Linked DNA regions of Homo sapiens: region 2 is linked to region 1. Evidence: chromatin loops called from intact Hi-C (ENCODE). Cell type or tissue: PC-9. All regions are shown on one strand.

Region 1 (2,500 bases):
ACCAATCGTGGGACTGTTGGAGGCTTCTTCCTGGCAGGCCGAAGTATGGTGTGGTGGCCGGTAAGTTTTCTCTGAAATGCTATTTACATAACTGCTTAACTGATACTCCCTTTAGGAACTCATTTTCTTCTTGGCTTTGGGTGGTGGTGATTCTAGGATTCAAGGATCCCAACCAGATTCTTGACAGTGAGTCTCATGCTCATCGGGTCTCCTGGGCACCCTTAATCTCTTGTAGTAAGGGAATAGCCTTTAAATAAATCACCCTTAGAGTCCTTCAATAAAATACAAAGTTGGTTCAAAGCCTATCATTGGTCCATAAATCCATAACCAGAATATTAGTTCTCAAATGCGCTGGCCCAAGGAACATATCACAGGGGTCAGAGGCTCTCCACTGCTGACATCTCACTTGCCCTTTGCCCCTCCATCTGCCTTTATCCCAGTCGCTTTGTGCCACAGGAAGAGTGGGCAGCAGAGAAGCTTCTGGAAGAAGGAACAACTTGTATTGACCTGGGTTGATATACCTGAGACAGAGAGGGTTTGGGTTGTCACCCACAAGAAAAGTAGGAGAAAATCAGAGCTCATAAAGTCTGAAAACATACTGGATAGAGGAGAGACTGGTTTTGGGCATTCCTGGGGTTTAGGGGGCTTTGAAAGGAGTGGTTATGACCTGAAACAGGTGAAGATTCAGAAACTCTGGAAACAGACTCTGTTCCTGAAAACTGAATGAGGCCCAGAGAGAAAAACAGTTTGTGTGTTGGCTTGAGGATAGAAGCAAGGGACAATCAGAGGGAAGGAGCAAGGACTCCAGGATTGAAATTACAAGAAGAGTCAGCTTACATAGGGATCTGGGCTGGGAGGTCCCCGGAAGCCTGAGTCATGCTTGAGGCAAGCCAAGGCAACTCATCTGAGTAACATGAAACCATGAAACTGTACCTTACGTAACTGTGGGCTGGTTGGTGGCCCAGGATTCCCTTTTTATGTGGCACCAGGGTTTGCCACGTTTCACTCACAGCTGTCTGTGCGGAGATGTGATGGTAGGAAAGCTGTGAAGCTCAGGGGCTGAGCTTCGAAGGGGAATTCCCCACTCTTTGGATATTGGCAGCAGAAATTACACAGAGAAGTGAGGCCCCAGGTACACAGCCCAGTGAGAGACTCTTGTTTTGGAAGAGAGTTTGATCACACCTACCAGGACTACTGGCAGAGCCAGCTCCATGGGATCAGCTCCCTTAGATTCAGAAAGAAGCATTCCAAAGGGCAGGGAGTGGGAACTGCACAAGGAGCCACAGGATTTGGCTTGTTCCAGCTTTGTGACATTGGGCAATTCATTAATCTCTGAGTCTCTGAGAGTCTCCTCTATAATGTGGAGCTGGTCAGATAAGGAATCTCAAAGGCTCTTCCAGGACTAAAATTCTAAGTTTCAGCTAGGCACAGTGACTCACACCTGTAATCCAGGCATTTTGGGAGGCAGAAGTGAGAGAATTGCTTGAGCTCAGGAGTTCAAGACCAGCCTGGGCAACATAGCAAGATCTTATCTCTACAGAAAAATTAAAAACTAGCTGGGCGTGGTGGTGTGCACCTGTAGTCCTAGCTACTTGGAAGGCTGAGGTGGGAGGATCGCTTGATCTGGGAAGGTGAAGGCTACAGTGAGCCATGATTGCATTACTGCCTTCCAGCCTGGGGGACAGAGTGAGACCCTGTTTCAAACAACAACAACAACAACAAAAACCCCAAAAAACAAAAACAACAACAACAAAAATCCCAAACCCAACAACAACAAAACAACAACAAAATAGTTGACAAACTTTTTCTGTAAAGGGCCAGATTCTAAATATTTCTAGCTTTGCTGCTATGCAATCTCTGTCACAACTATTCCACTCTGCTGTTGTAACACAAAAACATCCAAGGAAAATGGATGAATGAATGGATGTGGCTGACTTTATTTGCAAAAATAGGTGGAGGGCCAGATTTCTTGTTTTGAGGACACACACAGACAGTCTCAGAACAGAGCCTGGCACACATTAAACCCTCAGGTTTAGCTCTTGTTCTTCTTTGCAACTGAAACCTATTGAAGGACTGTCATATCACTTATCTGATTGAATCCTCAATGATCTAGTGAGGTAAGTAGAGTGAAGATGATGATTAACCCCATGGGTTGCCCACGTTTACACAAGATAATGACAGAGCTAAGACTTCCTCTGATCTTCTGGTTATTCAGGTCTCTTTCTCCTTGTCTTTTGAGATGGAAATTTATGAGGCCAATTGGTGTGGCCTAAAGATTGGTCTGAAAACCAAGAAATTATTTCATTTGGGGCCGACCAGAGACCCTGATGAAAATTTTCCCTGAAGAAAGAGGACAGGTTCTCAAACTTTTCAAGTCCTCTTGGGTAAAATATATCTGATTTTATCGTTATGTTTCTAAAACCTAATGATCAGGTCAAAGTCCAGCCACTTATGATGTCACCAGAGGGGCCAAAGGGTGTCTTAGAAAAACCTGGTAGTC
Region 2 (2,500 bases), 85 kb after region 1:
AAAAAAAAAAAAGAATGGGAAATCTGGATTTTTCATTTTAAATCTCCCTAAGTGGCCAGATGATATTAAACAAACACTGTGTGGTGCAAATAAAACATATGTGCAGATTGGATTTCTCTAATTTGTCACCGGTGTGCAGCCTCTGTCGCACCCGATGGCTAAAGCAGGTCGTGCGTAGAGCGGCTGCCGCACCTTGGCTCATGCTTCCCCTGTGGGAGCGCCCCGTGACCCAGCTTGTCTTCTCATCTTTAAAAACCCATTCAAGGCCGGGCGTGGTAACTCACACCTGTAATCCTAGCACTTTGGGAGGCCGAGGAGGGTAGATCACGAGGTCAGGAGTTCAAGACCACCTGGCCAAGATGGTGAAACCCCATCTCTACTAAAAATAGAAAAATTAGCTGGGCATGGTGGCGGGCACATGTAATTTCAGCTGCTCGGGAGGCTGAGGCAGAGAATTGCTGGAACCCGGGAGGCAGAGGTTGCAGTGAGCTGAGATCATGCCACTGCACTCCAGCCTGGGCGGCAGAGCGAGACTCCCTCTCAAAAAAATAAAAAAAATTCAAGGTCCGCCTTTCCCGTGTTCCTGCCTTCCCTCATCACCCCAGCCCACTACCCCAAACTCAAAGCATTTGCTCTCTGTTCCCATCACCCAGCACTAAATGGAGATTGTTCTCCTGTTATGTGTACTTGCATTTACCTGCTCACCAGATTTTAAAATCTCAAAGGCAGAGACTGGATTTTACAACAGTTTAATATTTGCACAATATTTGAGAGTCTGCACAGAACATTTTGAGATTTGTTTTCTCAGTAGTTCCTTACAATTCCCATATTGTAGGTAATGACAGTTTTAATGCCACTGAAATAAAAACATAAAGTGACTGCCTAAGAGTCACATGGTTTATGGCAGAACTAGGACTCAAGCCCAGTTCTTCTGAAATCCAAATCCAGGCCACTTTCACCCATGCCCTCGTGGTGCCCAGCCCTGTGCCTCATAACCCGGGTGCTGAGGTGGAGCAGCTCCCATCCAGGTCCCAAGATAGGCTCCCACTGCTCCAGACGTCCCCATGGATTGCCCCCAGCAAAGGACCTCCTGCCAGCAGCTCCGGGAAGGAGCTCTGCAGAGAGCCCTTTGGAAGCCAGAGCAGAAAGGGAGCAGGCACCTGCTGGACAACTGGGCCTCCATCCAAGTCAGATTCCTTCCAGGACAAAGCTGCTCTCCTTCACCCAGAACACCACTGTCACCTCCTCACAGAGGAGAAACATCTTTGTTCTTCCATCTCAAAAGAGCTGGCTTTGCTGATATGACAGGCCCCAAAGAGCAAGTCAGCCTCATCAGCAGTTTTTCCTCCTCCCTCCTCCGCATTCTTCCTGGTGCGTCATCTTCCAAGGTGACACATACATTGTGGCTTTGGCAGGACTCCTGCCTGTTGGGACTCAGGAAGTTCACTTTGTCCTCCTAAGTCTCTATGTTGACACGCCCTTGCCTGTAAACACAAGAATTGAGAGGGGATATGATGATTCCAGAGATAGGAAATTGATCTCTAACCAAATTTCACATCTTAAGAAGGCCTGTGACTCTGGGACCACGGGTACCATGTTGAGAAGGGTTCCACCCAGTGGTCATGAGCACAGACCTTGTTCTCAGACCTGATTCCTCCAGGCAGGTTATTTGACATTTATGAACCTCAGTGTTCTCTGAAATGGGGATCATCCCCTGACTTCTGAGGGCAGTTAAATGAGATCAAGCATGTAAAGCTCTTAGCACCAAGCCTAGTGTATGGTGTGTGCTCCATGCATGCTGTGCTGGTTCTTACCGGGTGCCAGAGCTTGTGGAGAAAGCAGCGTGAGCCATCCTGCTTCCCTGCGACTCTCCAGAACCAGCAGCCTAATGTAAGGGGCCGCGTTAAGTATCAGAGAGGGAGAAAGGATCATTTTCATTTACTCAGCATCTCTCAGATATCAAGGACCAGATACCTAAGTATGTTGTCTCATTCAGTTATAAAGGCCCCGTGAAGTGAGTTTCGGTTGCACCTTTCTTTAGGACGGTCAGCTGGGTCTCTCTGCTAAACATCAAGCGCTGTGACACAGGCTCATACAAAAACTACTCCCTAGGACCCCCTATGCCCCCCTCCCCAGCCCCCACCTGCAGCTGTGGTGCAGGAAAGCTGAACCCCTGACTCCGGTGGGCATTTGCTCAGCAGGGTGTCCACAACTCTGCCTGCGCTTCTGAAGCTGAGATGAGACAGTCAGCCCCATGCATACAATGACAGGATGTCTGGAAATGCAGAGGCCCAAGGAAATTCATGTCTGGATCAGGTTTTCCCTTTGATTGTGGCCCAGGAATGGGAATGAGCTCCTGGGAGGGCGTTTGCTTCCCTAAGGAGTGAAGTGGCATGGAAGGGGACAGGGATTCTCTACGTTATAGGGTTGTGGTAACCCTGATCTCTTGGTGACCACAAAGTAAGAGCAGGGAGGCATCCTCAGGTATCCCCAATGCCCC

The links. Hi-C counts contacts between places; a loop is a spot of excess contacts. Peaks named below come from ENCODE experiments on the same cell type or tissue, not always from the same donor. Only the 100,000 strongest peaks of a DNase experiment are listed, where the experiment ranks them.
Region 2: a loop joins it to region 1, with 9 times the contacts of the local background. A loop is called at or near these places in 1 of 110 quality-filtered maps.

The regions. Positions count from the first base shown.
Region 1 is chr22:32,049,955-32,052,454 of GRCh38, forward strand. It overlaps SLC5A1 (solute carrier family 5 member 1), which reads left to right. Exons shown (of 15, transcript NM_000343.4): 2 at 1-60. Among named protein-coding and RNA genes, the nearest start is that of SLC5A1, 7.9 kb to the left of the region's middle. In PC-9, no CTCF peak of the experiment used is centred here; a DNase peak (open chromatin) is centred at 997; H3K27ac peaks cover 1,977 bases.
Region 2 is chr22:32,134,772-32,137,271 of GRCh38, forward strand. No RefSeq gene overlaps it. Among named protein-coding and RNA genes, the nearest start is that of C22orf42, 23 kb to the right of the region's middle. In PC-9, no CTCF peak of the experiment used is centred here; a DNase peak (open chromatin) is centred at 1,410.